2 separate regions of the Mus musculus genome follow, and region 2 is linked to region 1. The links are chromatin loops, found by intact Hi-C in ENCODE. Cell type or tissue: heart. All regions are shown on one strand. Each heading gives the region's core, and the rest is flanking DNA. Links, peaks and the distances in the headings are about the cores only. Region 1 holds the start of Adgra3 (adhesion G protein-coupled receptor A3). Region 2 overlaps Adgra3 (adhesion G protein-coupled receptor A3).

The links. A loop is a pair of places that touch in the nucleus more often than their neighbours do. Peaks named below come from ENCODE experiments on the same cell type or tissue, not always from the same donor. Only the 100,000 strongest peaks of a DNase experiment are listed, where the experiment ranks them.
Region 2: it touches region 1 in a loop (2.3-fold over the local background); 5 of 42 quality-filtered maps call a loop at or near these places.

What each region holds. Positions count from the first base shown.
Region 1 is chr5:50,053,696-50,065,808 of GRCm38, reverse strand. It overlaps Adgra3 (adhesion G protein-coupled receptor A3), which reads left to right and starts at 6,813. Exons shown (of 19, transcript NM_133911.1): 1 at 6,813-7,257. The coding sequence starts at 7,034. Gm36702 (a long non-coding RNA gene) reads left to right here. Exons shown (of 3, transcript XR_001784857.2): 2 at 3,725-3,848; 3 at 4,470-5,426. It overlaps LOC115490186 (a long non-coding RNA gene), which reads left to right and starts at 7,266. Exons shown (of 2, transcript XR_003955916.1): 1 at 7,266-7,675. In heart, for the core only: a CTCF peak has its summit at 6,573; DNase peaks (open chromatin) are centred at 6,758 and 7,348; H3K4me3 peaks cover 2,264 bases; H3K27ac peaks cover 2,374 bases.
Region 2 is chr5:49,977,671-49,989,783 of GRCm38, reverse strand. It overlaps Adgra3 (adhesion G protein-coupled receptor A3), which reads left to right. Exons shown (of 19, transcript NM_133911.1): 12 at 2,107-2,310; 13 at 10,211-10,424; 14 at 10,633-10,841. Among named protein-coding and RNA genes, the nearest start is that of Adgra3, 75 kb to the left of the region's middle. In heart, for the core only: no CTCF peak of the experiment used is centred there; no DNase peak of the experiment used is centred there.

The sequences.
Region 1 (12,113 bases), core at 2,364-10,363:
GACATTGAGCAAGCAATCTTTATAAGTCAGTGTTTGACCAGGTGTATAAGAATGCCTGATTATAGGTCTATAAGGGAGAGAAATCACACCTGCAAAGTTTTCCCAGGTATGTGCTTCAGGCTTTTCAAGGACCAAGAAGCTTGGACACATTCATTTAATTTCTATAGGCTCCAGCCTTGTCATCTGGAACATGAGGAAAGGGCTAGATTACAATTCTACTTGTGTTTTGAGCAATCTCCTGTGGGCAAGTCATGTGTTGTGTGCTTTCAATGTTAGATTAACTTAAATTTAAACCAATGAACAACATATGAAGAACACTAAAGCAATGCATTGTTTATGGTAACCTAGGTGAGGGTGTAGTCAATGCAGTAATCTGATCCCCATCTTCAAGATCAATGGTCTGTGTACTTTTAAATTTTGTATATACTTGAACAGTTTTGTATTTACATAATATATGCATGCATTTAAATGTATTAACATATAGATTGAAGCAACTTAGAATATAAAACATAGTTTGTGTCATGTTTGAAATAATGTACGTAAATTTAATGTTTTAAAGAGTCACTAATTTACAGTATTTGTTTTGTGACATGGTAACATTTGTTTGGGGTCTCTAAGTGATGAAAGAACATGAAATCAACAGGAGTTGGCTATAGTTCATTGGTGAAGCACTTGTGTGGCCTGCACAAAGCAAGCCCTGGGTTTCATCTCCAGTTTAACAGCTAAAGCAAAAATCAAACTTAACAGTAAGCTGTGGTGTGTTTGTGTATGTGTGTGTGTGTACCAAAAGACGGGATGCATAGTGGTTAATATTCCAGATCACAGGCCAAATCAAAGAAGTAATTACTTTGTTGACAATGGAATAGTTTCAAACATACTATCTCCTTTTGCTTAGCTCAAAAAATGAATTTTGCTCCTATCAGCTGACCCTGAGGAAGCTATCATTGAAAACAAAGATTTAGGTGGACATTTCATGATTGGTAAATCTGCTACAGAGCCTTTCATCAACAGTTATTAGTCTGCTAATAGATGTTAAGCATTATGACTTTATATGGAGGACTGAAGCACCACATAGATAATATACATAGTCAGGACAGGACAGGCTGTGACATACATGCAACATAGACACTCAGGAAATACTGTCTTAGAAAGACATTATACTTCTGTAGTAGATTATGGTTCTAAATTTTTTTTAAAGCCATTGCACTCTCTGTTATGTGTTTTAAGTTTCAGTTGAGAAGATTTAATCATGTTCTAGAAAAAAATGTGGGAGAGATGAGAGAGTGAAACAATGTTAAGTCTATGAGCAAAGAGATGTGAGACTTGGCAGACATAGGAAAGCAAACAGAGTAGATGTGGTAAGCAGATAAAAGCGATGGAATGTATGAGAGAAGTACTTATACACAGAAAAGAATGGGTAGGCCCAGGAGACGCCCACTATTCGTGCTTTCCTGAATATACATGGGACATTTGAAGCACTCTACTAATTGGGTTGAAAATCAGCCTCATTAGTGACTTTTAACCTAGCCTTACATGTGCTGTGTCCAAAAGGCACATACACAATCCACAGCCCTTCACTGGGCAGTTTGGCTGGTTATAAGTATGATCAGCAAGCATTGTTTTCATGGGCCCAGTAGAACAAATGGTCCCTACGGTCTCCTGCCAGCTCACCTTGCTTTCTGACCTCAGAGCTGAGCCTTTAAAGCCCCATCAGTAAGGGACAACGATGTGTCTGAGATCAAAGACAAAAGTGCAAATACATGAGTTAATCCAGACACTGACCGTGATATTGTGAACCAGTATGGAGAATGATTCAATTTTTCCCAATCCTTTGTTTTAAAAATATTAACTTTTATCTGTGTGTATGTGCATGTATGCACTTTGATCATATGCCGAGACATGTGCATTTAGATGCATCCAGAATCCAGGAGAGGATGACATATCCTCTGAACTAGAGTAGAGGCGTTCCTGTGCTGCCTGACGTCAGTGCTCACAACCAAACTCCAGTCCTTTAGAAGAGCAGCAAGTGTTCTTCCCTACTGAACCATCTCTCCAGCAATGTCTCTCTGTGTATGAAACAAACCATGTGATATAAGCATAGACTAAGCCTTCTTGTTCCATGAATCTGTGCTAACAGATCTGGACATAAAAACACTTGGTGCCCGCTGTTTTATCAAGGTAATTCTTCTCATGGCACGGCTGGTTGGATTTTGCCTCATATTTCTCCTTTGTATTTATAACCAATAATAATTACACTGGAATGGAGAAGGAAAATATCATTTCAGAAAAATATTTGGTCACCTAAAGAGAGTAGTGGTGTCATGAAGATACATTCCAATAATAGCCCAGCTGCCGCACACCAACAATGACTTCATGGCTCATCAGGACAAAAATTGCACTTTAAACCCTGTGCTGGTTTAAGTCCTCATTTAAAAAGGTGACGTACAGTGACTTGCTGAAGGGCACTGTATCTCCTAACCAGTGAGCCAGAGCTGGGGCCAAAGCTGTGTAAGAGGCAGGATATCTGAGATAACACTGTGGATCCATCTGGGTCCTGGGTAATGACCAAGCACACATTCTAACACATGCTACGAAAACACTAAAAATACAAACCACAGATGTCATAATTAATAGATTACCATCCAAGCACACAAAAGTGAACTGAGAATGTCTGTTTAATTACTAAGGCTTACAAAAGGTGTTCCAGAGACCTTTCAAGTGCTAGCAATTGATGTTCTTTCCTGCTGTAAATTTAATCATGGCATTACACATTTCTATCTGATCCTAGAAGAATGAACTTTATCCATTTCACATTGGTTAACAATAGCTGGGAATTTATATTTGGCCACCCATAATGCTTATTTCAACAAAACTTATCTTTAGTCATCATGGCTGAGGGATAGCAGCAGATGTCTGAAACATAGAAATGAGTACATCTAAAATGTTGTAAATTATCAAATGCCGTTGAGTTGCTTTTGTGCCAGGACTGCCCTAGGTGGTAGAAAGTTATAACAATGGTGACATAAATGCAAGGATACTCACCACTGAGGGAAAGAAGTCCAGAGGCTTGAGTGGCAATTGACCATCATCTCAGTAAGCTGAATGCTTCTGTTTTTAAATACCCTTCTATGATTTAAAGTGTTCCTTGAGGCTTTTTGCCTTCTGATTACAAAACACACATTTCACCTCTAGGTTGCAAATGTCAGTGGTGGGAAAAAGGGATGGATTATTAGCATCCACTTTTCCTTTTTCCCTCATCTTCCTCTTAACAGAATCACACAGTAGGCTTTAGGCATGTTTGTTTGTTTGTTTGTTTGGGTGTTTTGCCTGCTTCTATGTTTCCATGTACGCAGTGCCTGAGGCAGTCAGAAGAGGGCATTAGATCTCCAGTGATTGGAATTACAGCTGGTTGTGAGCTTCCCTGTGGGTGTTGTGAATCTAACCATAGACTTCTGAAATAGTAATCAGTGCTCTATATCCCCAAGCCAGGTCTCTAGACAATAGGCTCTTTTAAAACAGATGACACATAGAAGTTTCTACAACTACTGTAGAATCTCTGAAGTCAAACTGATATTCATCAGTTATAAGCAGCTAGGAAGCACTGATCTGAAAGACTGAGAAATAGAATTTTTGGGTAAAATCTTGTCAAGCTTTTAGGTTAAATTTATACACACTTAAATTTATATACACTAGTGAACAGCATAATTGTTGATTCCTTTTGCAGGGTCATCTGCCACCAGTAGTTACAAGAATGGCTGGAAAGTGATGCACCTCAGAAAAGCTTAAGAGTGGCTTTTGGGCAGCAACCTGCCATGGGAAACAGGGACCATCAGGGAGCTACAACTGTGGTAAGGGAGAGCTAACATACACAGATGTAAAATTCAAACAGAAGGAAGTTATGCGCCAAGTTTAGATAATCATTAGACCCTGGATCTAAACAATCCAGATTCCAGAGGCACAAGATGGAGGAAAGAGAGAGAGTGATTTGAAAGGGGGAATCAAGAAAGGCTTCTAGAAGCTCATAGTCTGGTGACGGGAAAAGGTTCCTAAAAGGAACTGTTAGCAGTAAATTTAGATAGACACATTTATTATCTATGAACACATATATTAAAACATATTTTCATTACAGGTATTCACGCAGACATACACAGTTTATACAGTATTTTATTTTAAATCAAGAAAAACAAAGCATGTTTGATATCTCTTACAAACCTTACAAGACCAGCGGGTCTCAACTGGTCTCTAGACCAGTGAGTGTCAACTTGGGAGTCTCAACCCCTTTAGGGTTATCTATATTTAGATATTTACATTACCATTAATAATAGTAGCAAAATTAGAGTGTTGATGTAGCAACAAAACATGAGTGTCACAATATGAGGAACTGTATTAAAAGGGTTACAGCATTAGGAAGGCTGAGAACCACTGTTCTTGATGAAATGCTGAATGTGGTCCATACCCCCTCCTTAAAGCAACAGCCAACGTGATGCTGCCCTGTTCCTGTATGGTTACGAAGTAACATCTCAGTTTCTAGAACTTTCTGCTATGGGACAGTCACAGACACAGTGAGAACTCAAGACCCAGGAAGCCCTACAGTTTCAAATGTTGCCACGTGCTCCAGGCCTGAGGGAGGAGCAGCAGTCACTGGACCTGTCTGGCGAGAAGATGTCAGGGTGAGAGTAGCTTAATTCCAGCTTAAATTCTGGTGAAGCTGTCAAGCTCGGACTCCATCGTCCTCTGAGATCTATGCAGTTCTAAGGGAGGGCTCCATGTCCCGGTGCTTGCATAGACTCAGCGCTCGGCACACTCTGGGGTCTACAGTGTTGGGAATTTCTAAAGCCGGCTCCACTCTGTGATTTTTTTCTTTTAAATGACTTATTTTCAACACTCATCGGAATGACTTCTTTGGAAGAAAGCTGAGCTGGCCCACAGAATAGGATTGTTTCATCCATGTTTGTCTCTAGATTCATGGTCTTATTTGTGACCTACCCTTTCCTGGTGATTTTATATTTTAATATTCTCAACCATCGTGAAGTACAAATCTGACGCCAAACTTAAAGCGCATGCTAAGTACGTCTTAGAAGAGTCAAACACATTTACCTCCGTGATAGTTATCAACATTTTCATGTAGTCTATGATACGCCAGTCTATGGCTATATCAACAGCAACATGGCAAATAAAAGCTTTCAAATTATTATGGTAAGATTTTATTTTTATGGTGAGAACAGGTAATGATGACAGGTATTGATTTTATGGGAGGGGGAGGGGTAATCATCTTCATATAAATTCTACAGAAAGGTGACCAACCTCACTATAACTGAAAATATGAGTTTGTGACCTATAGTTAGTTGTAAATTTTAAGTGACTTAATAATGGCTATGATTTCTTACTTTTCTTAGCCACTGTAGGCACAGACTTGTGCTGTTCAACACATATGTAATAGCATTTAAAGCTGAATTTAATAAAAGTGAAATTGAATAAAAACCCCACTTCCTACAGAATTGTAGATAAATTTTAAGCTCTAGATAGCCACCCTTAACTAACTTGGATACTATAGGTCTGGATCCCTCTTTTCCTTGTCACATGCCAACTTCCAGAGCCAGAATAATTCTCTCCTCATTGATGTATTAGTAGATGCTATATGCACCACTGTGTTTAGATATTAGATAGTTAAATCTCAAGAAGTATCAAGTGATGCACAATTCGCACTTATCTAAGTGTCTTGGTAGCTTATTTACTATGGAGAACGCCAAATACATATATCTGGGACATGATCTTGGAAATTTTTTTTCGGAGGTCTTTTTAGATCCAAGTTAAAAAATGCCTGCCATGGACCCTGCTTCTCTTCCAGTTCTCTCGATGTAAGATCAAGCAGCTGGAATAACCACTCCTGTCTCTGTGACAGCCTAAGGGTGGCTGTGTTGGGAGGGACGGATAGGCTGATTGGGCACAGGTGTGTACACAGGTGCCACGCCCCACCTGTTGCTGAGTGGAACCAGTATAGGAAGCAAGGCCAGCAGGGGATGGACAGGCCACTGGCTGTGTCCACGGGCTGTGATCACGTGCTCCTTACCTGCTAAGTTACAGGGTTGAACTCCAAAGTACGCGAGGTTTCTGTATACCAAGTTGCTCCTTCCTGGATGTTAAGGAAGTCTGTTTCTCAAAGGAGAATAAAACTCATTTTGTTGGCTTGTATAGTCTCTATAAACTTAAACATAGGGTAGGAGAACCCTGGTCTTGCAAATGTTAGGGTGGGGTCTGCGGTCTTTGGCATGAATAATAAAATTCAGCTTGGGTTTCTTGGCTGCTTCGTCACTGTTGCTCCAACTGGTTAACATCTGATCTACCTGTGGACTCAGAAATTTCGGTTGAATGGTCCCCATGCATCCTCAGCCTGCCCACAGCTGCTTCAGGCCAGGGGCAGCTTCCGAGTTCAGTTTATTGGGAAGAAACCTGTTTCTGGCTCTGGCGGATAATGAAACTTTCTACCATGGCCTTTCTTTGGAAAGATTGGTTTCAGGCTCTTTCCCCTCGTCAGGTTGGAGAAAGGAACTTCACCCCCTCCAGCCAGGGCTCTTAGGGGCGTGCAGGGCGGCTTTGTCTGCCAGGCGGCGGCGCCAGGAAACGTGGAGCAGAGCCGCAGGGCTGCTGGAGTTAGACTAGTCTAGAACTTTCTTCCGCTGGGTCCAGGAGCAGCGGAGTTCCGGCCAGGACCTGGGGGCGTGCCCGGGTCGAGGTCGGGTCGGCTGCGGGCCTGAGAGCGCGCGGGGCTGGGGTGGGAGGAGCGGTCGCGCGGGGAGGAGCCGGCGGGAGGAGGCGGCGCTCCCGCGGGCCGAGCGGCGAGCTGGGACCCGGCGGCCCTGACCCCGCGGCTCCGCGGAGGGCGAGCGCGGCCGCGGACAAAGGAGCATGTCGTCGCGAAGCGGGACCGATCCTCGGGCCGCCGGGAGGCTCGGGCCACCGCCAGGGCCGCCCCGCCCCGCCGCCGCCCGCTAGGCCGGTGCCGTCTCTCGGCCCCGCAGGCCCGGTCAGCGGCATGGAGCCGCCGCCGCCGCTGCTGCTGCTGCCGCTGGCGCTGCTCGCTCTGCTGTGGGGAGGAGAGCGCGGGGCCGCGGCGCTGCCCGCGGGCTGCAAGCACGACGGTCGGGCCCGGGGTACCGGCCGAGCGGCCGCCGCCGCCGAGGGGAAGGTGGTGTGCAGCAGCCTGGAGCTCGCGCAGGTTCTGCCCCCGGACACGCTGCCCAACCGCACGGTCACCCTGTGAGTAACCCACGACGCCCCGCTGCCCTTTCCTGGGCTTCCCTCGCTCCCGGGTGCGCGGAATGGGCGCGGGGGTCTCCCGGGTATACACGCTCCTTTGTGTGCGCGCGGCGGCGGGCTGGGGGTGGTGCTGGAGAAGCCCTGTGGCTTAGTGTGGGACCAGGGTGGCCCATCGCCTTCGCAACCGCCTCTGTTCCCCCTCTGCTAGTTTTGCAAAGAAAAGTTTTCGGGGTTCCCGGGAGCGTCCCATGCCATCCCTGCTTTTGCTGTGCTCCGGCCGCCGAATACCACGTGAAGATGCTAATAAACACTCAGTCGGTGCAGTCCAAGCTCATTCATCCTGGCTCGGGGCTTCTGGGGAACACCCTGTGTGCTCCGAAGTCTTCATCCTAACTGTGGAAATGAAGTTGCACCTGAGGTAGATCCAGTTTGCAGGACGCCACAGTTTAGGGTGGCTCTGTGTGGTCTCCAAACCTCTACGAAGCTCTCGTCGCTTTCTGCCTTACTTTTAGTGCTCTTTCAGAACAACTTTTAGAGTTACTAATTTCGGAGAAATGTAAGATAAAAGTTGTCCAAGTCCATTTCAGCCCCATACTGAAGTCGGAGAGCTCTCGGGAAAGCCAGGAACTTCGGGATTGAAAACAGTGTGTGTTGAGTGAGCCCTCCAGAGGTTGGAAGGACTTCGGGTTTTCAGTGTGGGTTTCCACCTGGAAGGAAAAGTTTGGTAACTCAACTGTGCTATAGGATCCAGGGTTCAGTCCTGGAAACGTGGTTCTTTGTGCCAGCTGGACAGAGCGGTTGGCCCAGTGACTTTAGATTCAGTTTTCTGTGAAAGATGAATTGGTCTGGAAAAGTTTGAGTCACAGTGTTTGTAGCGGGTATTTTGGCAGGCTGAAATCTGAGTCCCTGGGCGTCTTGCTTCCCTATGTTGTTTTGGTAGGTTTCTTAAAAAAGAATCAAGGCTGCCACTATGCATACATAAAGGAAAAGACATGTGTGATCAATGAACCCACTTAAAGTAGGATTTTTAATGTAGCCTAACTATACGGAAGGATATTTGGTGGGATAGCCTAGTCACATAGCCTAGTCAACACCTTTATTGACTTATTTCCATCCCCTCCCTCCCTTCCTTTCTTTCTCTCTTTCTTCCTTTTTTTGATAAGGAGACATTTAACACAAGAAACTGTGTTTTCTGCTCACTCGGGTTGAAGATGGGTAAAGTAGTTTTCGTTTTCTTGGGCTCTTACTGACTCAACACTTCGGTGTTGCCTTTGCCATTTGGCCGACGTCAGGAGTTCTATTTATTTAGGTTTTGGCCAGATTTGAAGTGAACAAAATTGTAGGCACCTTAATTAAAGTCTAAGTCTGGTGGAGAAAGGCCCAGTGTTGGAGAAGTCCCCTGTGACTGGAAAAATTAGTCACCCAAGTGACTTAAGTAGTGACTGGATAAACACCCCAGTGCTAGGTCAGTGAGCGGCACTCAGCCTGATTCCTGTTTGCGTTTACTTGTCCTGAAATGGATCCATTATACGGAAGGTATTGGCAAATTTGGTGATATTGCTGTACAAAATCACCTTTTGCCCTATTATCAATTATTGCATCAGATTTTGCATGCGTATAGCCATTTAAGGCCTTTGAAATGTCATTTTGATCCTTGTTTATGTCTGAAAGCTGGTTAGATAAAAATAAAATTAATAAAATTAAGTGACCAGCAAGTAAGTAAAGGCTCAGTTAAGCCACTGCTGAAGTATGGTCAGAGTATTCCAAGCCTGTTGGAAGGGCTCCTAGGCTACTTGTTTCATATTGCTAGACAGGCTTTCACAAGAACGGTGGGTGAAGGCAGATCTAAGTTCCCATAGTGGTTGTGTGTCTGGTCCTGGTCCCAGATTCTTGCCCTGCAGTTGAGATGTGTCTCATCAGATGCTCACACCTGCCTTCATCTTTGTTAGTTCAATGTTTTTTTGCCTTCAGGGGATTCTTGGTAGAAGACGCTGTGTGGAAGTTTGGGTTGTCTGTTAGTTTCCTAAGGCTGCTGTAGATTGTCACATGCTTGGCTCCTTGAAATAATAGATTTAGTCTTCCTCAGTTCAGTAGACCAGAGTCTAAGGTGTCAGCTTCACAAACTAGGATAGACTCCTTTCTTGATTCTTTTGGCATTGAGTGCCCTTCAGTTTATGATAGGTATATTTTAGTCTCTCACCTGGCTCTCTTTCCTTTGTCTTAGTGCCTTAGGTGGCTCCCCCCCTCCCGCCCCTCTCCTTCTTTCCTTTCTTCCTTCCTCCCTCCCTCTTTCCCTCCCTCTCCATCTCTCACCCTCTCTTTCAAAAAAGGAACAGTCTTGGATTGGGATAGGGGCTACTCTAAGGACTCTTGTCAGAATCTCTTACTTCATTATACTTGAAAAGACCTATTTTCCAAATAAAGTTACATAGGTAGGGGCAGTTTACCTAGGGCTTGGACAAATATCTTTGTGGTGGGTTAATTACCATATATTTCATTTTAACACAGAAGTAAAATCAAGATCCTGGGGGCTGGGGAGGGGGGTAGCTCCTTGGATGAACACAGTGGGCCTAGTCTCTACAATGTTTTGAGTTTGATTCCCACCACTGCAAAACAAGCAACTGTTCTTCTTGAGGGATACCCAGGTATTTGGAGAACAGTCTCTGACTAAATCTTAGAGCAGTGTGCTAAATGTTTTATTATCGGGATGCACATTGAGCAGAAGAGGGCCCGCCCAGAGGAAGACAGCAAGCCTTGGCACTTTGTGTGATCTAGGGTCAGAAAACCCTGAGCCAATTCTGGGAAAATGAAGACAACTGAAGAAAATAGTTGATGCAGGGAGGCAAAGAGGAAGTTGAAGTCAGAGTGCTCCTGCATGCCTAGGCTCCCGGAGGGTAGTACTCAGTTAGGATGCTGTGCAGTTTGTGGCATTGGAATAGTAGAGGCAAATGTCCCTTGCCTGGATGCTCATGAGAGAGAGACATTAGAAAATACCTGGCTCCCTGGTTTAGTGTTTAGGCCTTAAGTGTGTGTGTCCAAGGGTTTTCAGTGAGCTGTCATGTTACTGCAGAGAGGAACATTTAATTGGCTTGGATTGTGAGTATGACAAGGACAGGCTAGTTTTCTGTCTGGCGAGGAACTTGTCATTGCTATAGGTGGACACTGTGACATCTTTCAACCCTGAGAATGAACACTTCTTACTTCCAGATGCTGTGTTTATCAAAAGAAGTTGAGCAAAGGTCTTTGGCCTGAGCATGCTCGGTCCCAGGTTCTCTTGTAGATTCTGTTAAGGAGATAAATTTTAGTTATGAAGTTTACAGAGAAAGTGAACAAAAAAATACCTGCATTTAATAGTTTTACAGGACACAAATTATTTATTACATCTCTGTATTTATATGAAATATTATTACATATGTTATTTTAAAAGTTCTGAGAACGTGATTGGCTGAAAGCTTTACAGGGTTAGCCATGTGTGTCCGTGTGTATTGCCTTCACAGTTATTGTAGGGAAACAGTTAAGTCGGGAATTGTCACTCAGGAATGAAGTCTGGTTTTCTCTTAGTTTGATAAGTGAAAACAGTGCATGTGAGTTTGGGTCTTGATTTTATAAAATGTTATGTTTGTTTTCTGTCAGTTGGTAATTGTTTCGACGCCTCTGATGTGGCCCAGTCAGTATCAGGTACAAGAAAAGGAACCCTTGGAGTGTTCAGGAACTTAATTAAACATTGTTGGCGAGAAAGGACAGGATAGATAGAGTGGGCAACATTCAGGTACAATTAAAGAATTCCTGTAATTATACAAAAGTCCTGCACTGCTTTATGATGTTTTAGGAGACTTGAAAGGGGGAGAAGTCTGGGGTGGTACAGAGTCCCTGGGAAGTACTTCTTTCCTGCAAGAAGTTAAGACTTGAGTAGGGCCTCAGGGAAGGGGAAGGTTCAGTTGGAGGACAGAGATCATTTAAGGCATAAGGGAGCAGGCTGGCTGCCAGCCCAACTGGACTGGGGGTCTTGTGTTGGGCCATTAGTATAGAGATAGCTTATGGATATTGACTTTGACACACTTGGTATTTCTCATACCTGCTTTGTTGGTGTTGCTGGGAACAAGATGAAAAGGGGGCTGGGTCCCAGGCAGAAAACAGGGGATGTTGGAACTCAAAAAGATTATAAATGAAGACTACTCTCCTGGAGAAACCACTGAGGCTGCCGGAGCAAAGAGAAGAGTAATCATGAGATATCATGGTGGGAGAAGCCGCCTGGTGGTGAGGTGCCCAGAGATCAAGTGCAGACACACCGAGACTCGTCTTTGACAGTTGAAGGTTTGACAGCCATTTAAGAGCCCCGTCCATACACCAAAAGTGAAAGATGCCAGGCTCTGTAGCTTGAAGGGAGAAGGGGATTGGGAAAGGTATAATCAAATATGGATGAAGCAGGAGTTCTGGGTGAAAAAAGCAGAAGGTGTTCTTAAAGGATTTGGGTTTCCTGGGGCATATGGGGGTATATTGAATGGGATGGGAGAGAGTTGCCAGGAGGAGAAATGGCGGTGGAAGGAAAGATAGATGGGGCTGAGCATAAGTAGAGCGTGTGGCTTTTGATGGTAGCAAGGACTTTCCCTCCCTGCCAGAGTGAGAGGAGACAAGGTATAGCCAAGAGGAGCATGAAGGAGCAAGTGCAGGGGCAGCTGTAAGTGGGAGGGAGAGGGGCCTTCTGTGTTCCCTAAGAACAGAGGTGAAGGAAGAATGTTGAGGGAGGATGGTGGGAAGAGGTGGGGAAGAAGGGCCCTTTTGGAGAGTCATGGCATGGGGGGGGGGGGTTGCATAATGTCATCGGGGTGGAGTCTTGTCCAGTTTGGTCCTAAATT
Region 2 (12,113 bases), core at 2,285-10,284, 76 kb after region 1:
ATGTCTGATAACTGCCTCGGGTTCGATCTTAAAGGACTGGGCTGCCCTCCAACATTTGGAAAGCAGCTAGTACAATATAATAATCTCTCAGTTAAACAGTATTAAATTATGTTCATGCTAAGTTGAACTTGTAAATTTCTTTGTGTATTGCTTACTTGTGTTCTAAAAATGCGATAAATAAATGTCTTACTCCCTTAGCTATCATACTCTGATCTGATTAATGGTTTTCAGCTCCTGACTATTAAAGGGAAGTTGAGTGTTCTATACTTCCTGAGGCCGTTTTGATCATCCTGTGCGTTATTTCCCGTTAGCTCAATTAAGATTGGAATTCTGTGCCCAAATAATTATGTAATTAGAGGGATAATGTAGCTGTTGTCTCACCGCTAAGTTCACGGCGGTTTCACTCTTAGAGGCATGGCCTGACTTGAGACCCACCTGTCTTTCAATACCCTCCCCAACTGTTTACACATGCTCCCCTCTCACAGCCTCCTGGATTACTTAGCTGCACCTCACAGGTCCTTCTGCCATAGAAGGGCATAATAAAAGTGATGGCACAGGAGTGAAGGCCATTTCGGCATGCAAAACAGGCTCCAAGAGTCACACATCTGCTTACACAGCTGCCTTCCTTAATCCTGGGAAAGTATTCTAGGACCCCAGTGCATGCCTGAAGCCATGGGTAGTCAGGAGCTCTGCATCTGCCATTTTATCCTCTATGTTCATAGCTGCCATGCTCAGCTTATAAATCAGGCACAATAAGAGATTGATAACACCTAATGGTAACATAGAAAGATTATAACAGAGAAAAAAGTTATTTATGAGTATTATAACTGGAAATTTCCATTTAGTGCTTTCAGATGATGGTTGACCACAGATATCTGAGCCTAGAGGAAGTAAACCAGGAAAGGGGTAGGGGTTGGTATAATAAGTCAAGAAGGTGTATGAAGAAAGATATGAAGACAGGGCTTCCCCAGGGAAGTTTCAGGCATCAATTGTGTTGATGTGATGTTTCAGAAACTACAGGAGTTTTGTGGATTGTTATCCAGCAATTATATGGAGTATACCTTATTAGTCTATGTGTGTAATGAATGCTGATTTCACAGGGTTAGTGTGTGAATGCATGCATAATAGACGCTAATGCATACATAATCATCCTCAGAGCAAGGCAGTCACCACGGTTTCTTTACATGAACAGTCAATCCTGCCACCTCGGCAGATTGGAAAGTGAAACTGTCACCTTTTCTCTTCCTGTGCCTCCGCTGGCATGGGTGGTGGAGTGGGAGAGATGCTGGGGTCCTCCAGAGTACAGGCATAGTGGTTTGTGGATTGGCAGCTTGCACATCTTAGTGATTCCCTAAGTTCAGATCACCTTTGAATTCCTTCAAAGTTAGAGGGTCGGCAGGTGCCATCTGTTTTAGGCAATTATCCTGACCTAATTTACTACTTAACTCAGTTTATTTTCTGCCGTTTGGATCAGCATCTGCCTTTTTTAGGGGGAAAAAAACCAGCTTTAGGATGAGTCTGCAGCTTTTTGTTTCTTTCTATGAATTCAGTGCAGACAGCCTGCTTGTTCTCCGTGTGAAGCAGCAGCGTGGGCAGTCGGAGGGAGCATCATCAGGACTCCCTCCTTTTCTTATCAGCCATTCTGTGCACATGGGGGGGGGGTTGCTACAGGTTTTTCTCATAGCTCATCCTGTGAACAAAATCTTCACATTTTTAGCTTATTAGCTGGAAGGTATTTTTCGAATTATTTTTATTATTTCTTTTTATCTGTAATGCTGAGGCTCAAGCCTAGGGCCTGCTGTGTGCTAAGCAAATGCTCTGTTCTGAGCTACAGTGCCTGCCCTCAGGTTACTATTACTTTTAATTTCTATATATAATTAAATATCTCTTCATTCCTCCCCTTGCCCACCTGCCCCTTGCATGCCAGCCTCCTCAGGTCTTCCCTCTTCACAGCCTTCCTCACTTCTTTAAGGTGTGTGTGTGTGTGTGTGTGTGTGTGTGTGTGTGTGTGTGTGTGTGTGTGTGTGTGTGTCTGTGAAGTCCTGGAACACCCCCTTACCTTGCATTCTGCATCTTCCATAACTCCTGTTTGGTTGATTTTTGCAGTACTCGCCCAACATTGCTCTGGAGGCTTACGTCATCAAGGCTGCTGGCTTCACAGGAATGACCTGCTCCGTGTTCCAGAAGGTGGCTGCCTCCGACCGTGCAGGTCTTTCTGACTATGGGCGAAGGGACCCGGATGGAAACCTGGATAAGCAGCTGAGCTTCAAATGCAATGTCTCCAGCACCTTCTCAAGCCTGGCCCTGAAGGTGTGCTATCCTCTCTGGCCATTTAAAGTTATCTTTGCTTAAATTTGAATACTCAGTCTAGCTTTACCCAGAAATCTTGCTAAAGTATGTATGTTTTAAATGTTTTATCGGTTCCATGTGAATGTCATTTCGTGCACCCCAGTCCGACTTCTCTTCCCTCCCCTTGTCCTCACCCTCCTTTCTCATAGCCTGTAACCTCCCCCTTGCAGAGGAAAAAAAAAATCGCATTGTGGAAGCTGTAGTGTGTCACAGTGTGTCCCACCGTACACCCTTTTGTCCACACTTCCTTTGCTTACAAATGTTCATAGCAATGATTGGTTGGTGTGGTTCAAGGCCTCTGGCTTCTGCCACTCTGTCAATGCTGGGTCCTCCCTGGGACTCCTCTCAGACATCCTGTTGCTGCCCTGTGCCATGAAGATCCTGTAGTTTTTCATGTGTAGGATAGGCTCCTTCATGCAGTCCAGCAGTTTATGCATGGGGTAGATGTTGGGGAGGGCCAGTTCAAAGCCCTGGATCTGGGCCTGAGAGGTACTGAACCTGCTCGCCTGCTCACCTGCTCTCCTGACCTCATCAGGGCCAGCTTCCCAACTGCAGCTGGCACAAGGGAGGGGAGGGGATCTCTTCCTGACACTGCTACCAAACACTGGGGCTTTGGTTTTGCTGTTTTTTGGTTTTTTTTCATGTATGTCTTTTTAAAGAGTTTGGTGGGAGGCTGTGGAGTATTGTGCTGCTGTTTTAAAGGAGACTCAGACAGAGGTAGAGCATGCAGACGTCACAGGCCGCACAAGTTTTGCCTTCATATTGCCTTTCTCCACTTGGAAATACCAAAACCTGCTGTTTTTCTGATTGCTGTGGTATAAAGGCAGATGTATTAATATTATTTATCAAAATATTTTCTTCCATATAAAAGTTTTCTTCTTTTGGTTTTAAGATATTAAAGCATTTTCTTGAGCCATAGAATTATTGTGGGTTCTTGGCAGTATGCCTACAGTGTCTACAGAAATGAGTCTTGGCATATGTCAAATTTTGGAAAAGAAATGTCAATATGTGACATGTATTTTTTAAAAATTCAAAATTTGCAGTGTATGTTTTTAAAAATATCATTTTTATTATTGTCTTTTGAGCAGTTTAAAAAAAAACTTATTTTCACATTTCAGAGTTTGCCTCAGCCACATTGAAGGAAAGCACTGGAAACAGAATGGCAGCCCCTTGATGGACCTCTGTGTCTGCATTTCACTTAGCTCTGTCTTGGTCTCTGTGGCTTTTAGCTATAAGGAGCCTGTCAAATAATGATCACAGAGGTGCTCTGATATGATGAAGATACTTGATATGTGTCCACTCAGAGGATGGATAACTCATGTATTTCCTCATGGTTCACCCTGATGCCCTTCATAAGGAGAGTTAAGTGTGCTGAGTATAGAAATCCTGTAGCCACTAAGACAGTCTGAAGTGGATCTGATGATGCGGCGCCGTACTCAGTACTCTGTGCTCAGAGGCAAATTGGCCAATTGGATCTGCTATTCTCGACCTGGTGAGAGTACATGATACCACAGGCACCACCTGTAGTCCAGCTCAGCTTACCTTCCTGCACCTTTCTTGGTAAAAAATACTCCGTAAAGAGAAGCTGAGATAGCAGCATATGGAGTGCATTGGAGATAGGCGTCTGTTTCTGAGGAGGACTTGAGATTGATGGCTTATGGTTGGTAGAAAGGGGCAGAAGTGATGCCACCCTGTACTTCATGGGTTTCACAGCCTGCCCCTGTCTCAGGAGAACACCCCCAGCTAACTGTGAGTGTATCACGTGGCCACTCAGGGATGTGCACCTTATAGTCTATTCTCCATTTAAGATCATCCTGTGGCTAGAGAACAAGGCACTCTGTGCCCTTATTCCTGTTCCATGGATGGTTCTGGTGAGACAGGGTAGGGAGGAGCGTGTCCGTCACAATGGATGCAGAATTAATTAGATGGTTGGATGTCAGTCGTAGAAAATGCACTTCAGCTTTCTCTATCAGGGGACTTTCCTCACCCCTAAAAATTGAAGCTGGGCAATTCTTCATTCTTTAAAAATTGCTTCAAAAATATGCTAACTAGATTACTTGAAGTAATGCATCCAATCATTCACTGCATCTCCCTTCAGTGTGGACTCACATTAGCACTGAGTTGAACCCGTATAAGATACCTTTACGCTTGCTGACAGGAACCTGGTGTGGCTATTTCCTGAGAGGTTCTGCTAGCACCTGAGCAATGCAGATGCCCATGCTTGCAGCCAACCACCAGACTGAGCTCTGGGACCCTGATGGGGGAGCTGGGGGAAGGACTGGAGGAGTGGGGGAGGATTGCAACCCCATAGGAAGAGCAGTGTCAGCTGGCCAGACCACCCAGTGCTCCCAGGGACTAGACCACCAACCGAGGAGTGTGAATGGAGGGACCTATAGCTCCAGATACATATGTAGCAGAGGATGGCCTTGTCTGACATCAATGGGAGGGGAGACTCTTGGTCCTATGGAGGTTTGATGCCCCAGCATTGGGGGATACTGGAGCGGTGGGACAGGAGTGGGCAGGTGGGTGAAGGAGCACCCTCATATAGAGGCAAAGGGGAGGGGGTAGAGGGCAGATGAGATATGGGAGTGTGGAGGGGTAACCAGGAAGTGGGATATCATTTGAGATGTAAACAAATGAAATGATTAAAAAAATTTTTTTTTGAAAGATGCCTTTACATAGCAGAAGGTATCTGGCTTGTTTGCTTCTTGCATATTTTGGCTTGTTTTTGTGCATCCCTGCATGCACCCTAGCTAGATTCATACTTTCCCATGCAGACTTTCCTGGCTTGTAGTATAAACTCACCTTTATTAAACTATTTTTGGTTGAAAATAATGCTGCTGAGAATACAGGGACTATACATGAGATCGTGTATTTTCTAGCTGAACAGCACATGATGCTGTGGAGTCTTGACATCCACTCTGCGGCCTCATGGCCAGTTGAGGACCTGCGCTTGCTGCTGCTGCCCAGTATTACAAGAGAGGATGACACTACCAGTTATTAGCGTAGGGAAGACCAAAGGTCAAAGGACGTTTTCTGCTGAGTATGTCTCACTGTCAGAATTCATAAATGAAGAAGTCATGCGGTGTTTTAGGAGCAGGTTGCATTTGCCAAGGCATTGCACATTCCTGTTCAACCTCTGTGTCTTGACGCCATTCCTTAAAATTCTTTCTTTACCTGGGCTAAGGACTGCTGGACGAGTGTACCATCATTAACCTCCTAGTGAGCACGCCATTGAATTCCCTTCCTGTCATGTAGCTGCTTGAGTGCCAACTGGCCCTGTGGGGTTTCTGTTGGGAGCACCGTGAAGATCTTTCCATAGCGAGTGGTTCCTGTGATATCCCAGCGATCCCTTTGGCTGTTGAAACCACAATCTAGGCACGTTCATGTGATGCAGCAGAGTCCATTGCCAGAGAACTACAAGGGATGTGAGAAGTCAGCTAGTGTTCTAAGGAACTAAGAGACAACCATTTATAACTGACTAGATACCAGTTATCCTTGAACATCCCACACGTCTCTCATCCCAGACACCTGGGGCTTTATCCCAGCTGAAGCTCTCACCATTTCCCAGGCCAGTCATTAAGTGCCTTCACTCTTCCTGCCTTGATTCCTACCCTTTCTCAAGTGCGCAGCTCTTCCCAGCCTGGAAGACACTCTGATGCTCTCTCCCTCTGGGGCTCTGTGCAGACTGCTGCTTCTTTTCCTTCTTCGCAGAATTAGTCTCTGTTAATCCCAAGGTGCTTTGTTCATTTGCTGGAATAGTTGCAAGTCTACTGATGGTGCCTTGGTTCCCCAAGGTCATGTGATATGACTGACTGTGACCTCTGCAGCTATGTAGCCTGCATTCCATGCGTTCTCTTTCCATATTACAGCTGTGTAGACAGAGACCAGGGACCAGGGTCTCTGCTTCTCAGACTCTCTGTGCCATGCTATTGGCAGAGGCTCATGAAATGGCACCAAACTTAAACAGTTTTGAAAAGATGAAAGGAGTTGTCTATGTTGACATTTACAACAACGCTTTCTCAGGGTTAGTTGTATTCTTAGTACATTGTGGCAGTGGGCCTCACCTCTCTCTCTTATCTAAATTATGAATATTTGATAGCAGGGACCTGATCATGTCTTTGGGGACCACACAGGGCCAAACACAAAATAACCTAATCTCTAAAAACTGTCAAATAAAATTAACAGTTAAATGTTCTTCACAAGGACAATCAGTTGAAAATGAATCCTGAAAGCACCCCACCCTCGTTATCTACAGCAGGAAAGAAGCACAAGGTAGTTAAATGTCTAGTTACAGACAAGAAGGTGCCTTAGAACATGGCATGTTTTTACAATTGCAGGAGTAAATCAATTGGTATTTTGTTGTTTAAAATTCAGTGGTTTTTAATTCATCCTGACTTTACTGTTAGAATTTTATAAAAGTTAAAAAATATTGTTTAAAATTTGAATATTACTAATGGAGGAAGGCCATCTCATTTCATAAGATGCTAACATCTATCTAAATTGCTTTCAGGTTTGAGTTAACCTATATCCTGCTTCTTTTTAGTAATTTGCCATGGATGGTACTGAAAGGCTCATGATAACACGCCTTTCATATGTGTGTTCATGCTTTACCTATTGGCATAGTGAAACAAAACTGCAGATGTTAGAACATGCGGTTCTAGCTTATTGTTAAGTCAGCACTGTGTTCTTCCTGGTCCCCAACCATGGTCCTCCCACACCATGGTCCTCCCACCCCAGAGCCATAGTAATCGTCGCACCCGCAGCCCTGCGGTTTCTGTGCCCTCCTGGCCACATTTCCCTCCATCCTGTGATACAGAGGTCATTGGAACTGTTCTGAGGCTGAAACACAAATTGAAGGAAATTGAGCAGTGTTACCCTGTCCCCTAATCAGGAGGGAGCCACTCCAAACATGTTTGCCTGCTGTCTGCAGCAAGGCCCGCCATCTTCCAACAGTGATTACTAGAAGCCACAGTCCTGCGCTTCTCACAGCTCCTTAAGAGACGTTTCCCATTTATTAGCTGTGATTTCTATGTGTACATATCTTGCTCATTGCTATAATCCACACAGTCTTAAAAACCACATGTGATGAATTGAAATTATAAACTGTTTCTGCCTTCAGGCCAGCAGACAAAGGTATAGTCATGAGGAATGTGACATATTACGTGTTCTTCAGTGATTTCTAAAATTAGATTTACCGCCTTCCCATCGATGGTGAGCACGCTTCTCTTACAGGAAGGAAACATACATTTTGCGTTCTTACTACGAGTTGTGGACCTGATTGATGCAGCTGCAGTTCACCTCCTCAGCACCCTGGGCTGCTCCTCTTGTCTCATGGAACCTGTAGTTATGATTTGGTAATTTTCTCTATTGGGCTCTGAAGGAAGTTTAAAAGCCCTGACTATGTAAAGGCTGTGGGTGTGTAGCTCTTGCTATGAGCTTTTTCTTTATTGTTTTTGATTAGTTTTACAAGCTTAAGATTAAATTTTTTTTTAAATTTCAAACTTTTACATCTCCTTTTTTCAACACGTTGGATGTTAGTTCTGAAATGTAATAATCAGTTCGGTGTCTAAGCCCGAGTTAGGATGGCTGAGGCTCTCTTGTCCTCGTTCAGTGCTTCTTTTTTTCTTACTTCCAGTATGCCCCCAAAGTCCAGGCCTACATCAGGCTGCCATGTGTTCTTCAACCCCAAAGATCAATTTCCTTATCACTACTGACACTCTCCTGGAGAACTCTGTTTACTTTCTAATAATTTTGAGTTCTTCAGTAAGACTACTTTATGAATTTTGTAATTCTTAAGCTTGAGAAGGTATCATTTTTGTGAAGGGTTATGAACTATTAATTGAATGATGGCTTGATCTTTTTTATCTTTAGGTAACTTCTTATACATTTAAAACAAATGTATATATTTTCATAGCACAGAAAAGAGCCCTAAAATCAGGCAGAGACAAGAGAGAGCCACTTGTCCTCATACCCGGGAGTCCATAAAAACACTAAACTGAGAGCTTTGGCAAATACTCAGAAGAGCTGCTGCAGTCCGGTGCAGGCCCCGTGCTTGCTGCTTCCATCTCTAAGTTCATCTGTGCTTTGTTTCCTTGCTTTAGAGGCCTTGGTCTCCCAGTGTCCTCCATCCCCCCTGGCTCTCATCCTTTCTACCTCCTCTCCATGCCTCATATTTGTAAGAATAATGGGAGCCTTTGCATGCTTTTCCTTAGACAGTAATTCTGACACATATTTTCATGACGTCTTTAATGTAAAAGTAATATGTAAATATCTCAAATAACACTAGCAGATTACAGCCAGGGATCTGCTGTGCCGGCATTGTAAGCAGAGCACTTAAATAATTACACAGTCAATCATTTGCTTCAGTACAACCTTTTAATTCTTTTTTTTTTTCAGCAAGCATGCCATGTTGACTTGGTTAAATTTATTAACAGTGAGCTATTTTCAGTAAATGTAAATGACAGGAAGTAGTACACAGGAGATAAAAAAATGAATAATGTTATCTGCAGCCCAAATTCCTTCCTGTCTAGTTAATAAGCCGAGAGAGGCATGTGTTGGAGCTGTAGAACTTGACTGTGTAACACAGGTGTGCATACTCTTTATCGTCCAGAAGAGGGGACAGCCACCTAGGAAGCCACTGGAATGACTCTTCCACCAAAGAGCATGTGTAAAGTCTTTCTCTTGGCTGCCGGCCGGCCATGCCTTCTGATCTGTCTTTTCTGTTGTAAACAGAATTACCTTGTTAAAAAGCAAGTCCACTAGATAGATTCAGGAGTTTGTCAGACAGCAGAATAGTAGGGCATTGATGTCAGGGCCCGGTCGGCCCAGCACACTAGGCCCATGCAGAGCAGAGGCTCCTGCTGTGGCACTCTTGTCTCCACCTCTGAGCTAGGACATAGATGTAAGCAGGAGTCTCTAGTCAAATTATATGGTGCCTTAGCATGTGGGGCAGTATTCTAAAAGTCTCACAAGCAAAGTATTATTAAAGTACAATAATAATCACCTTTGTCTTTCAAGAAAAAATTCTTTTGGTTCCCTGTAGATTGCTTTGGAGGGAGAAAGGGGTTGGTGGCTAAGAAAATGACTTTGTCATAAATTCTTCCTTTAGTGAATATTTTCAGGTAGGTTAAAATCTATGAGCATACAGATTTTTTTTCCTGTTAAAGTTGAATGCTTATCTTTGTTAAAGTTAACGTGTTTTATTAAGGTTGAATTGTAACTTAAAATCCGCAGTAGACACAGACAATACTGCTGCTGGACCTTCCGGCTGTGCTCAGCTGTGAAGAAGTGAGGGCACCCTGGCTGTCAAGCACTTTCCCTTCCGTTTGTTGTGGTTCCCAAGCACTGTTTCTTAGTCGCAGGGACACACATGCTGAAGTAGCGGGGTGTTGAGTTTAAACTTCGGTTTTCTCGTTAAAATCTTGGTCTTTTATTGTGTGAACCTGACTCTGTTCGCCCCTCCTGCTTATTCTTGGTAACTGTAAAACTGATGACTGGAGCTCTCCATCTCCTTAATGCTGCCTGCCGTAGCTGCGTATGTTGTCATGGGGGAAATGAACAGTTCTCTTATTTTTAAACTCTTGGAACAAGAACTTGGATTTCTCTCTCTTTTATACTTTTGACCTATGCTGCTCTGGACTGCTCAGACTTTTTTTTTTTTCTGGACTTGTTAGTTGTTTTAAATATTCATTTTTGTATACACTTTTTGAAGACATGTTTAGCATATAATTTGAACATTTTCTTGACTACCTGACATTGTTCAAGTTTTTTCACACTAGTATGGTGAATTTTATAATATATATATATATATCATATATATATTATATATTATTTATAATATATATCCATCTTTTTTCAGAACACCATCATGGAGGCCTCCATTCAGCTTCCTTCCTCCCTTTTGTCACCAAAACACAAGCGAGAAGCCCGAGCGGCGGATGACGCCCTCTATAAGCTCCAGCTCATTGCCTTCCGCAACGGAAAGCTTTTTCCAGCCACAGGAAATTCAACAAAGTTGGCAGACGATGGCAAGCGGCGGACAGTAGTGACCCCTGTGATCCTCACGAAAATAGGTTTGTGTGGCAGATGTTACCCGACAGTCGCTCGGCACTGTGGCTTTATTGGTTGCTCTTCCTAAAAATATGCTTATTTTTGTTCTCTGTTGATTTAATGAGTCACTAGTGAAAAAGGATCTTGCAGAGTGCCCATCAGTGTATAAGTTGGCATTTAATTGTTTATGAAGTTTGTTTGAGAAATACCGTTCTTTCCCATTTTCTCCAGATGGTGCAACCGTAGATACCCACCACATCCCTGTTAATGTGACGCTGCGCCGAATTGCCCACGGAGCAGATGCGGTTGCAGCGCAGTGGGACTTTGATTTGCTGAACGGACAAGGAGGCTGGAAGTCAGATGGGTGCTGTATACTCTACTCGGATGAGAACATCACCACCATTCAGTGCGGCTCCCTGGGCAACTATGCTGTGCTAATGGTGTGGCCGTTGTTAACTTGGTCTATAAATACTATATATTGTAATGGTTCTCTATGCATAATTAAGCCCAAACGAAGAATTTACTTTTTAACTTAACATAACTGGCTCCATTTAATTATGTAAGAGGTGATTCTGGATTTCAAGGGAAATTGAGTTACTACCAAGTGAAATGAATGTGCTTGCACTTTGTAGCGGCTTCTCAGTGAACTATAAGGGAGTCAGATCAGCTAGGCGCTGACCTCCTTAAAACATGAAGAGATGGCTTGGGTTTCTGCAGTCTGACTCCTTCAGGGTGGGGCGATTTCTTTGCTGAAGGATTCACAGCAATTCACAAAAGGTTTCTGACCACATACCCACACTGTTAGCCTTTTGAGTGGACAATGGCCGTGGGAATTGATGGCAGTGACTTTAATAAATTTTGTGGCTGCAGAACAGCACTGAAGGCTGTCGGTTTGATTGTCACTTGTTTGTCAGTCAGTTCCACTGCCCACTCTGGTTCACCGCTGCTGTTGACCATTAGCCATTCTTAAAGGAACTTCTGTTAATACGTGCAGTCAGGTCTCCTAAAATACTTGGCCTGAATCTTGAGACCCTGGAGACCCTTGCTTCAGTCTTCTCTGTCCTGAGCACATGAGGATGAAATGGCCCACTTTAGTTACTGTTGTAGCTACTTCGCTGTTATTTTGCAGTTGTTACATGGTGCCACTGTCTTGGTTGTGTGTGCAGAGCACAGAGAGGTCACTACAGGTATGGAGACATTGCTCATAAACAGCCAAGTCTCCCCTGTTTAATTTCAGTTGTGAATCTGGTATCTAGACAGTATTACTTATATGTATTACATATAGTTTATAAGTGTACTTATACTTGTATAGATAATCTTGAAACAGAGTTTGTTATATACTTGGTGATTTTTCTTTTTAAGATGTGATAGCATTTGCCAATAGAAATGATCTTGAGGCAAGTCCGGATTATAATCATTTTCCCCAGTGTTTGTTCCTTCACTTTCCTTGCTTCTGTTTTTTTAATGCTTTTCCTGGTTCCTTGGCAGATGAGGCTTGAAAATGGATATTTTGTAGGTGATAGGACTGTGGTGACAGTGACACCATGAATCTTTGCACACAGCTGTAAGCAGTGCACTTGAACCGTATCCAACATACCTATACTTCCGCCTGCACAGTTTTGGGATCTTTGAAGGGTGGAGGACTACATACCAGTAGAACCAACTTTTATTATTATTATTATTATTATTATTATTATTATTATTTGTGTTTA